2 separate regions of the Homo sapiens genome follow, and region 1 is linked to region 2. Evidence: chromatin loops called from intact Hi-C (ENCODE). Cell type or tissue: ascending aorta. All regions are shown on one strand. Each heading gives the region's core, and the rest is flanking DNA. Links, peaks and the distances in the headings are about the cores only.

Region 1 (5,374 bases), core at 58-5,057, 500 kb after region 2:
AGACCACATGTTTATTTAAAAATTAACTAGGCATGGTGGCATGTGCCTGTAGTCCTACGTGCTTGGAAGGCTGAAATGGGAGGATGTCTTGAGCCCGGGAGTTCAAGGCTGTAGTAGCTATGACCATGCCACTGCATGGTCAACATGTGCAACAGAGTGAGACCCTCTCAAAAAAACAAAAACAAAAAAACCTCAAAAAACTAGGACCAAAGTGGGAGGAAAGAGAAGGAAGGAAAAAGAAGAAAAAATAGTACCTACTCAGAACTTACTGGAAAAATCCTTTTGACCTGTCACCATAATCTCTTCACTCAGGCAATAAGGAGATCCTGCAATCAGTCCTAAAGACAGTAGCGTCATCATTTATTTTCTGTAATCATTAGGGCACAAGGCTGCCATGCCCACACACAAGCTGGGCACTTCCCTGCATTCATCCCTACTGATTGATAGCATTTCAAGTAATCTTGTGCTAGGCAATGGATAAGAGGAAAAGGTAATGAAATTGCCTCCTCATTTACCAACCCAAGCCAATAATGTGTCATTGTGCGTGGCTGTCAGTTTTATACATCAAGGGTGCCCAATAACAGGTAGGACACCCGCCCTTTTAAAACAACATAAATCAGGAGTTGTACGAGTAGAGAGGGGTCACCAAGAGGCCACAGGACTCTCAGGCCTGTGCACTGTCTGATTTGGGGCCTTCAACATATTCCCTGAGCTGGCAGAAACACGGGATTCTGCATACTTTTTGGGAACTCTGAGCTGTGTGAATGCTATGAGCAAGCTCCCGGCTGAAGGAGGAAGGAACCACAGAAAGACTAAGTAGATGTGACTGTCCATAAATATGTGATAGAAGATCCTTGCTGGTTTGAAGTTGGTGGGGCGGGGGCTCCAAACACAGGCAGCAGGAAGAAAGCCCTCTGACCCCCAACAACTCACCGGTTTCCCTCTGTTCGTTTTCCTGCTACGTTCTAATTAGGAAACACTGAAGAAATCTTGGAAAGTATAAAGAACCAGACATTAATAAGTTTTTCTCCATCCAGGAAAAAAAAAACTTGTTAATTAACCCACATTTCACTTCTATAAAGTTTTTTTTTTTTCTTTTCCTCCTGATGTACGCATCTGGGCACAGCATTTAGCAAGGTACTGAAATGTTTAACTGCTGCTACCACTGCTGAGGTACTTTCTCGTCAAGAGAGATTTGCCTTTTTCATCATGAATTCTTTTGTTTTTCCCTGTGGCCAGCTGCTACAAAGATGCAGTCAATTTAGATTAAACAGGCTGAGGAGTGCTATTCAATATGTCACCCAGGCACACTTCTCTAAATACAGTGTGCAGCAGGTACAGCTTAAAAAGAAAAGTCAGGGGGCTGTTCACAGAGGGGCATGCACTTTGTTTTAAGTCTGGGAACAAGAGACGGATCCTTGGAGTGCAGATGTGGGTTTTTCCATATTCAGCGCTGGGAGCAGCTCTTGCCCTTTCTTTCTGCCTGTCTTCACCCTCGTCCCGCTCCTCCCCTTCCCCTGCTGCCACTGGTTTCTATCTCCATTGTTCCCTTAAGCCCAGCAGCCAATGTGCAGCCAGGCCCAGCACACGCTCCGCAGCCAGCAACTTCCTCTGAAGCTGCAACGCATAATTACAACCAGCTGCTCTGGGCTGCTGGCTGGCCAGCTCTGCAAACAAGCATCCCGATACCTCGAGTTCCTGGGAGGCAACAGCCTGATCTTGGCAGCAACAAATTCTCTGAAGGAAGTGCCCACACCCTTGTAAGAAGAGGGAGCAGCCCTTCTCTCTCTCCTGTGGCTTCCAGAGGCCAGCGCTGGTTCTGGTCCGGTTTCTCCTCTCGCAAGAGACTCTTGCATGTCAGTCAGAGAGAGCTGGTTCTATTGTTAATGGGAAGGTGCCTGCTTTCACCTGCAGCTGCCTTCATCCGACTGGCCTATTGTCTGACTGGTGTGACCACCAGCAGAATGGCGTGTCTTAGGCAGTAGCACTAGGAGCCCTGGCTTCTGGTCAGCCTCTCAGCTGAGGCATTTTGTGAATGTGTACAGAGAGATAGGGGTAGGAAACGTGAACTGCCCTCGGCTAGCATGAGGCTAAAAGACAACTGATGTTGCTTAAAAAAATACCAGTGAAAATCCAAACAAGCCTAACTTAACTTCCCTAAGGAGAGCAGCATGTGGGCAAGAGAGCTGAGGGTTCGTCCAGGCCCCGCCTCAGAGCTGCGGGTTCATTTTGGGGCCTCAGTGATCTTTCAGGCTTGGCTACAAGGATGACTCTGATCCAAAATTAGGCTTTGAATGTGTAACACAAGGCTCTTGGCCCCACCCACCGCCTCTCTCTGCCCTATGCTGTTTCTTTAGAGCCTGGCTGTGGGCCAGAGCTGGCCCTTCTGGCTCTTGGGGGAAGGGCTGGCCACAGCGTTCTGTTTCCAGGCAGGGCTTTAGCGTGGGTGAAGGTGCATGGCGCAATTTGGGAAGAGGAGGGGAGATCAATACACTTGGAAAGGGCACCCAACCCTAGAATCACCAGCCCCGTCAATCTAAAGCTGGAGAGGGCCCTGCAAGGGGCAGGTGTGCCACCTGGGGCTGCCGCATTGCCCCCACCCACCTGTGCCTCCCAGCCCAGGCTCCTAATAGTCCCACTGAGCGCCAGCCAGGCCAGGAGGACTGCCCTGTCATGCCCAATAGCAGCCTCCGAGGTGGGAAGCAGCTGGGAGTCTGCTGTTGAAAAGGAGCTGCTCATTTTACAGGGCAATTTCCCAGGGATGCCTGCCCTGGCAGTAGTGGCTCAAGTGGGGCAGACAGGAACATCTTCGAGAAGATTCGTTCTTTCTGTCTGAGCTTGGGCAGTCATGCCATGGCCAGCAGCAGCCAGCTGTCTATTATATTGGGTTTCCCATTTGCAGACCTCTTTGTTTCAGTATTAAAAAATCTCGGGAAACTTTTCTGGCTGAGTGGTACTGGGCAGGTACTCGGGGGCACTTGCTGGGAAGGAATAATAGCAGACAGGTTTGGCAAATGGGATGCAGAGAATTAAGTCGTTGTTGGATATGTGTGAACAATGGGGTTGGTACATTATCAGCTATAGCTTTTCTGTGTCTCTTCATCAGTTTCTAATAAGCTTTACAATTTAATTTCCGACAGGAAAAAAGTATCAGTTTAAGGTGCTCTTTTGGTGTTCAACCCATGCTTTCTCTTCTGATTCTTAAGCCTGGCTACACTTTAGAAGCTCATACAAGCTCATGTCCGTAATAGCATCACGACGCAGCTATTTCAGCCTGCAGATGACTTGTGCAGCATGACTGGATCCTCCACTTAGAGCAGTCTGGAGGGCCCAGTGACGCAGTAATATGATTTTCGGCAGGTTTTTCTTCGGGCTTACAAGGAGGAGCAAGCTTAACAAGCAAACAGTCATGCCTGAGTTCTCACTTTCCTGCAAACTTTACTTGAGAACCTCAGAGATGAGAGTTGCTTTAGAAGCCTTCCTAGAGAAGGAATATGGAGAAGGCACCTGTAGCCCTGTGAGATCAGTAAGTGGAGGGGAAAAAAAAAAAGATGTACAAAAACAGAAAGAGAAAAAAAAGCCAGTCTTCAGGGTTATAAAAAATGAAGTTGGGAAGGATAAGCGCTGGGTTTCAAGGCTTAGATTATTCTAACTCTGTCTGTAATTACCTGCATGGAGTTGGCAGTTTACTGACTTCTTCTAGTTTAGGTTTTCTCATTTGTAAAATAGAGGAGATTATACCATTTCTCTGCCATTCTACCATGGGGAAGCGTGTGTGTCTGTGACTGTGGAGTGAGGGGGAGAGAGGAAGCATGCTAAAAACGTTAAAAGTAGTGTAGAAATGCATTTTGCAGTAGTAAAGTTAACTATTGGTAATAATAGCATCTACTTGTGCACCTTCTACAGGTTATCTGTTTATATTTAAATGAATCATTAGGTCCAGCCATGGAAGTGGATTTAATGAAATACTGTCGACCAATGAATGAAGAAATATAAGTACTTTTTCATCTTCTTATTTTGAGAGAAAAAAATCATATTTTCTGTAATTTATAAACCATCAGATGAAGTTTTATTTTACCACATAAACGCAACTATGAAGGTTTTCGGGCCTCTTCCAGCATCTCCTAGTGCTTTCCAAAGATGTTCCTGACAGTCTGAGAGCAAGGTATCATGTATCATTCTTTCCACCAACAGATGGAGAAACTGAAGCATGAAGAGGTGACGCGAGGTCACCGAGGGAGCAGGTGATGGACTGGCTTCTGGTCTCTTGCTCCAAACCCTGCTCCAATTTGTCTTTCTTATAAACAGCCATTAATAACTTTATCTCCAGGCTGAATGCTGCCAACCAGGACCCACAACGTGCTGAGCATTTGTATGCAAATGAGCTCTCCACCATCCTGGGGAGAACACAGGGTGCTGAACAGGAATGGAGGAAGGAGAAATAATTGTTACTACTGGAGTCTAAAACGCCATCCAAACCCAGACTCACAGTGAAATTCCAGAAATGAGGAAGTAATGAGTGTTAAATTCAATATCATCAGTCAATCCACTACTAACAGATCAAGATCCTATAAACCTAATGGCAGGACTTCCTAAACATTTACTTTATTTTTATATATATATTTTTTGAGACGGAGTCTCAGTCTGCTCCCCAGGCTGGAGTGCAATGGCATGATCTCGGCTCACTGCAACTTCTACCTCCCGGGTTCAGGTTCAAGCGATTCTCCTGCCTCGGCCTCCCAAGTAGCTGGCACTACAGGCATGTGCCACCACACCCAGCTAATGTTTGTATTTTTAGTAGAGACGGGGTTTCACTATGTTGGCCAGGCTGTTCTCAAACTCCTGACCTTGTGATCCACCTGCTTCAGCCTCCCAAAGTGCTGGGATTACAGGCGTGAGCCACCGCACCGAGCCACATTTACTTTATTTAAAAATCTATTTTTGACACTAAGAGATTTTCCTTCCTTAATATCAGAACTGTGCCAAGAATTAGATGGATGGCAAAATAATTAAAATTTCATGTTAATGTTCATATGTTGTGATCATGCGTATCACCATGTATAAGTCAACCAAATGCTTAGGTTGATGGAACATTCCTATTTAAAAATTAAAGTTGTGACCCATTTTCCTTCACATATTGTCGGCTCAAATATGTACCTGTTCCCTTTAGGCTTTCAGCCCGACTCAGCCACTAGCTTTGTGACCTTCGGCAAAGGCCCTGAACCTCAATCTCCTACTCTGCAAATGGGAGCAGTCAGGTTTGTCTCAGATTTTTTGCAAAGGCTAATTGACTTCATGTTTGTAAAAGTATTGGAAGCAACCCCTGGCACGTAGACAGTGCTTAGTGAATACCATTTCCTTTTTCCCCCTTTGA
Region 2 (5,374 bases), core at 191-5,190:
AGAAAAATTTTTACTGTGGGTTTGGAGAGGTGTTTACAATAAATTCATAGCAGAGCTCCAAAAGGGCCCACCCCATCTAATATCCTCTGTCTCAGCAGATTATTGAAGAAGATTGGATTAAAAGGTTTGTTTTGTGATGTGTGATGGTTGTGTCCCCAAGATGATTGAGTTTGAGGCAGAGTTCATCAATTTAGGAGGCTTATCACTGAAGCAGCAATAACTTGGGGCCCAATGCGAAGGCTGCTAAATGGGTCCAGCAAAGCTCTTGGTTCAGCTTCTAGAAAGGAACAGTGTACATTGGGGGAACCCCACAGGCCTGGGTAGAAACTCAGCTCCACCATGGGCCCAGTGACTGGCACATAACAAACAGCTTGTGGTTGTTATTCTTACTGCCGAAACCTCTTGATCATGCAGGGCATCCTTCAGGGTGAGGGAAGTGCTGTGTTTCTGGTGCTAGCTTTAGCTCCTAAAATAAAGGGGAACAAGACTTGTCATGGTCAGGCCAGGCATGGTGGCTCACGCCTGTAATCCCAGCACTTTGAGAGGCTAAGGCGGGTGGATCACCTGAGGTCAGGAGATCAAGACCAGCCTGGCCAACATGGTGAAACCCCATCTCTACTAAAATACAAAAATTAGCTGGGCTTGGTGGCGTGTGCCTGTAGTCCCAGTTACTCAGGAGGCTGAGGCAGGAGAATTGCTTGAACCTGGGAGGCGGAGGTTGCAGTGAGCCGAGATTGCACCACTGCACTCCAGCCTGGGCACAATACAGCGACACTCTGTCTCAAACAAACAAAAAAAAGGTCTTGGTCCCCATTATTTTAGGAGCTAAATGCTTAATTGATAGGGCAATTACTTAAAAAATATACATTTTGCCGATTCCTTCCTCTGCTGCCCAATTGCTGGGGAACATTTGAAAAACAATGCAGAAAAGTATAGATAGAAAAAAAGGTACAGAGAAAAAAAAATGCAGAAAAGTATAGATAGAAAAAAAGTATACAGAAAAAAGCTAACACTCATTTTTTACACTCAAAGGTAACCACTGTTAATATTTTGATGTGTTTTTATATTTCCTCCTAGTTTTATCCCAGATGCAATAACATATTTTTATGCTTATGATCATGGTATATACACAATTACACACACCTACTGATTCTTAACTAAGTAACATGGGAGAGGTAGAAGCTTCTAACTTTCCAAGTGCTTCCAAGTGATCATTTCCTGGCAGGATGATATCCTTATGGCATCCTTCCTGGCAAGGCTTTTAAGCTCCTTTGGGACCAAGACTATGAGTCTTCCCAGTATCCAGCACAGAGCTAGGGCCACAGCTGCAGCAAAATACAGATTTACTGAACTCAACTGACTAATTGGCTGGGATGAATTCTAGCCTAAACCAACATCAGGTATAACTGGAGATGACAAAATGATGGCCCTATAATGGACAGCTTCTCCGAGCTCCTGAGCTGACCCTCTGCTGAATGTTAAAGAAAGGGTTAAAGTTGGCAGTCCAGTGCTAAATGTGAGAATGCCACCAGCCACAGGAAGGTCAGCCTTTCAAGGCCCTTTTTTGCAGGGATAAAAGCAACAAAAATACCATTTGTCCTTATCAGTGCTTTGAACATAGTTACCATAAGTCCCTCCAATGGAAACACAACTTTGAGAGTTATGCTTTTCGTCTGCCTTTGATGTAAGTTATAGAGTCCTTTTGATCCCTTTCTTGTGATTAATTCCACCACCAAAGCAATTCTACATTGGTTAAAAGTTCATTAGTGTACAACAATAGAAGCTTGATTAAATAAATTATGGTACATCCATACCATGAATACTAGGCAGCCAATAAAAATCATGCCTCCTTAGACTATCTAATCACATAGGAAAAAGCTTACCATATATAGTTAAGAAAGGCAGGGGAGGAAAGCAGTTTTTTTTTTTTTTTCTTTTATGTCCTCAGGTGTTAAAACTAAAAAAAAAAAAAGAAAAAAGCAGTTTCTAAAAACACTAGCCACTGGATAGTCTTGTTAGACAAGAATTATAAGGGATTTTTATTTTTATACTTTTTCAAATTTTATATTATGAATATATATTACTTTTAGTATTATTTTTAAAAGCTTGTTAAGAATAAGGCTAAACTATTATGGAATGAAATGTAGAGTTCAAGAGGGGCCCAGGTTATGTCTGGGACCTGGACTATTTCTCCCTGAGCCCACCTTACGCTCTAGAGGGTGTAACAGACATGCTTAAGTGGCAGGTCCCCTTTTAAAACCTGTACATGGCTTCCACAACTGGGCTTGGATACAGGTTCAGCAACTAGGTCGGCTTTACATTGCTGCCACAAAGAGCTCCTAAGTCCCAGAGGAAGGGTACTGACCATCTTCCAAGAATTCTTTGGTCTACCTGGACAAGCCTGCTCTCTGTGGCACCACCCAGCTCTCTGTGGCTTTTCTCTGTCTTAGGCTTGAAGCCACAGTGCATGGCCAGAACCAGCCAGACCTTTGGAGTTCAAGAACTCGAGAGGTGGGTGAAAACTGCCATTGCCTCCACAGACTGTCTTCTCCGTGGAAAGAAGACCTGAGTCACCAGGGCTGGGAAACCTGCACCACTGAGACGAGCACAGCCTCTGCCGGCATGCAAGTGGCCGCTGTCAGGACACATGGACTGAAAGTGGTTTGTCAGCTGCTCCATTAGGTTTTTTTTACCCATATGTTTGCTACCTTTCTTTCCTTGATTTAAAAATAGGGAGGGGGAGCAGTCTCAGCTGTCTTCAGCTGCTAGGGAGATTTTTTTCCCCCTCCTGAGCTACTGTTTCCCCCAACCCGAGCCTTTCTCTCTTATTGTACCCACCCTTTCTGATGAAGTCATCAAAGCAAAGATTGCATAACTGATGCATAGGCCTATCTTGTGTTATACTGGGAGACAGGCCAATGTTTCCATTAATAGACAAGAGCACCACCACGCTGCCAAATGGAGCTCTCTGCTGCAACCACTACAAGACAGGAAGAAGGGAAGGGAAGGGAAGCTGAGTGCTCAGGGCATGCTGTGGAGGGAAGGCGAGGGCACTTCCCGCCGTCATCTCCAGAACCGCCACAGCCTTGGGAGGGGGGCTGAGAGAGATCAGTGCTGACTGCCTGAGAAGAGGCCTTCCACAAGCTGCCTTTCTGGTGTCCCCATGTTCTTCCTTCCTTCCTTCCAGAGGCCGTGAGAGGGAGGGCCCGTGTCAGCCTGCTCTGCCGGTTTCCCGACTGCTGAACCTGTCTGTGGGAAGCTGGGTTTGACTATGTGATGCTGAGGCTCTGAGAGGAGGGCTACCCTTTTCCCCACCCTCGGCCCCCATTCCTATGAGTAGAAGCCTGCCCAGCTGCGGTGGTGGGGTTTGAGGAGGCTAGGACTTAGAGCAGGGAAAAACAAGGAAGCAGAATGAAAAACAGAAACACTTAGAAATCTGGGATTGGTACTTCTCCTTATGTAAAGATTGTGGCTGACGACCAGCTTCTTAGAGGAAGCAAGTCTAGGAGAAGGGCTCATACCTGGTCCGTGAGGGCCTATGGGGGATCAGGGCATAAGACCACCTGACCCTGGGCCTTGCATCCACAAGAACCTTGAGTTTAGATTTTTAGACATATTCTTCGAACAAGGTTTTACATATATAGTCACTGAGAAATCCTGAGAGGATTGAAAAATAGCATCTATTTTACAGCTTTAAATTGTGCCCTGAGCTGAGCGTGGTGGCTCATGCCTGTAATCCCAGCACTTTGGGAGGCTGAGGTGGGAGGATTGCTTGAGTTCAGTTCAGGACCAGCCTGGGCAACAGCAAGACCTCATCTCTACTAAAAATAAAAAAATTAGCTGGGCATGGTGGTGTGCACCTGTAGTCCCAATTACTCAGGAGGCTGAGGTGGGAGGATCGCTTGAGCCTGGGAGGTTGAGGCTGCAGTGAGCTGTGATTGTGCCACTGCACTCCAGCTTGGGTGACAGAGTGAGACCCTGTCTCAAAAAAAATTCTGCCCTGTTATTAGATCGGGCTGCTCTAAGTCCATTATCAATTAACATTCTTTATATGTCCTGTGTTTATCTTGTGCACGGTATAATTGCCCTATGCTGTATTTTTTAAAATAAAAACATTGCATTTTTAAAACGCCCTATTGTCATTTCTTCATTTTGTAAATATACCTGGGCACTCCAAAAAATAGAAATGGCTCAGGTATTTTCTTAACCTTGAAAGACTTGGAGACACACGGGCATAAAAATAAGTTTTAGAAAGAATATAGCACTCAAAGAGGTCTAACACAGCCCTTGACTCCACGCCACACATACACATGGTAACCTGGATAAAGGAATCTGGAAACAATGAGAAATCATCCTCTCTACAGATCTTAAACTTTTCTTTTCTTTTCTTTTTTTTTTTTTTTTTGAGAGAGAGTCTCGCTCTGTCAGCCAGGCTGAAGTGCAGTGGCACAATCTCGGCTCACTGCAACCTCCGCCTCCCGGGCTCAAGCAATTCTTCTGCCTCAGCCTCCCTAGTAGCTGGGATTACAGGCGTGTGCCACCACGCCCGGCTAATTTTTGTATTTTTAGTAGAGGCAGGGTTTCACCGTGTTGGCCAGGCTGGTCTCAAACTCCTGACCCCAGGTAATCTGCCCGCCTTGGCCTCCCAAAGTGCTGGGACTACAGGCGAGAGCCACCGCACCTGGCCGTCTTAAACTTTTCACTCTTTAATCAGAACTCTTCTTGGGAAGCATGATTCAGCAGTGCTTGGCTTATAGTAGGCGCTCATAAAGGTTTGCTCTTAGTATCGTCCCTATTAATAATGAGGAAGTTAGAAACTTTAGGTGGGGCCTATATTTTCAGCTCAGATTTTGTTGGTTCTTAACGGTCACATCAGTTCCTCAGCTGTGTAAAGGAAAACATCCCTGTTTACAAATGACCACTTTTGCTTAGGATAAAAGTTAAGTTGGTAGCTAAATATGAAATGAGACCCTAGAATAAACATTCTTTATACGTCTTGTGTTTATCCTGTGCACAGTATAATTGCCCTTGGGAAGTTGATGGGAAACTTTTAGTGAGGAATAAATCCACCTTTTTGACTATAACAATAGAGGCCTTCAAAGATGGAGGTTATGCACCAAGTATTTTTTGCCACCTATCCCTTCTAAAAGCATAAATATTTTTGCTTAAACATCTGGGATGTAGCACCAGTTTCCTAATTTCTTTCCACCAGAAACTGAAGCCAAGTCTGACCTCCTTACCATGATATCCCCTCAAATGCCCACTACCACCCCCTCATTTTTCCCCAAAAGCTTTCTGGGGTAATTTCTCCTCTAGCTAGTTGACTTCATACCCACCTTCACTCTGCTTCCCAGATCCAGGCAGGCTGCTTTAC

The links. A loop is a pair of places that touch in the nucleus more often than their neighbours do. Peaks named below come from ENCODE experiments on the same cell type or tissue, not always from the same donor. Only the 100,000 strongest peaks of a DNase experiment are listed, where the experiment ranks them.
Region 1: a loop joins it to region 2, with 3 times the contacts of the local background. A loop is called at or near these places in 3 of 110 quality-filtered maps.

Annotation. Positions count from the first base shown.
Region 1 is chr4:140,236,206-140,241,579 of GRCh38, forward strand. It overlaps LOC124900784 (a long non-coding RNA gene), which reads left to right and starts at 3,397. Exons shown (of 2, transcript XR_007058280.1): 1 at 3,397-3,526; 2 at 3,907-5,374. In ascending aorta, for the core only: no CTCF peak of the experiment used is centred there; DNase peaks (open chromatin) are centred at 1,656 and 2,336; H3K4me3 peaks cover 1,469 bases; H3K27ac peaks cover 1,703 bases.
Region 2 is chr4:139,737,762-139,743,135 of GRCh38, forward strand. The region is part of intron 2 of MAML3 (mastermind like transcriptional coactivator 3); the gene reads right to left. It also overlaps a transcript of MGST2 not described here. Among named protein-coding and RNA genes, the nearest start is that of MGST2, 75 kb to the left of the region's middle. RefSeq lists an enhancer at 2,685-3,185. In ascending aorta, for the core only: a CTCF peak has its summit at 2,949; DNase peaks (open chromatin) are centred at 374, 2,570 and 3,000; H3K4me3 peaks cover 868 bases; H3K27ac peaks cover 1,707 bases.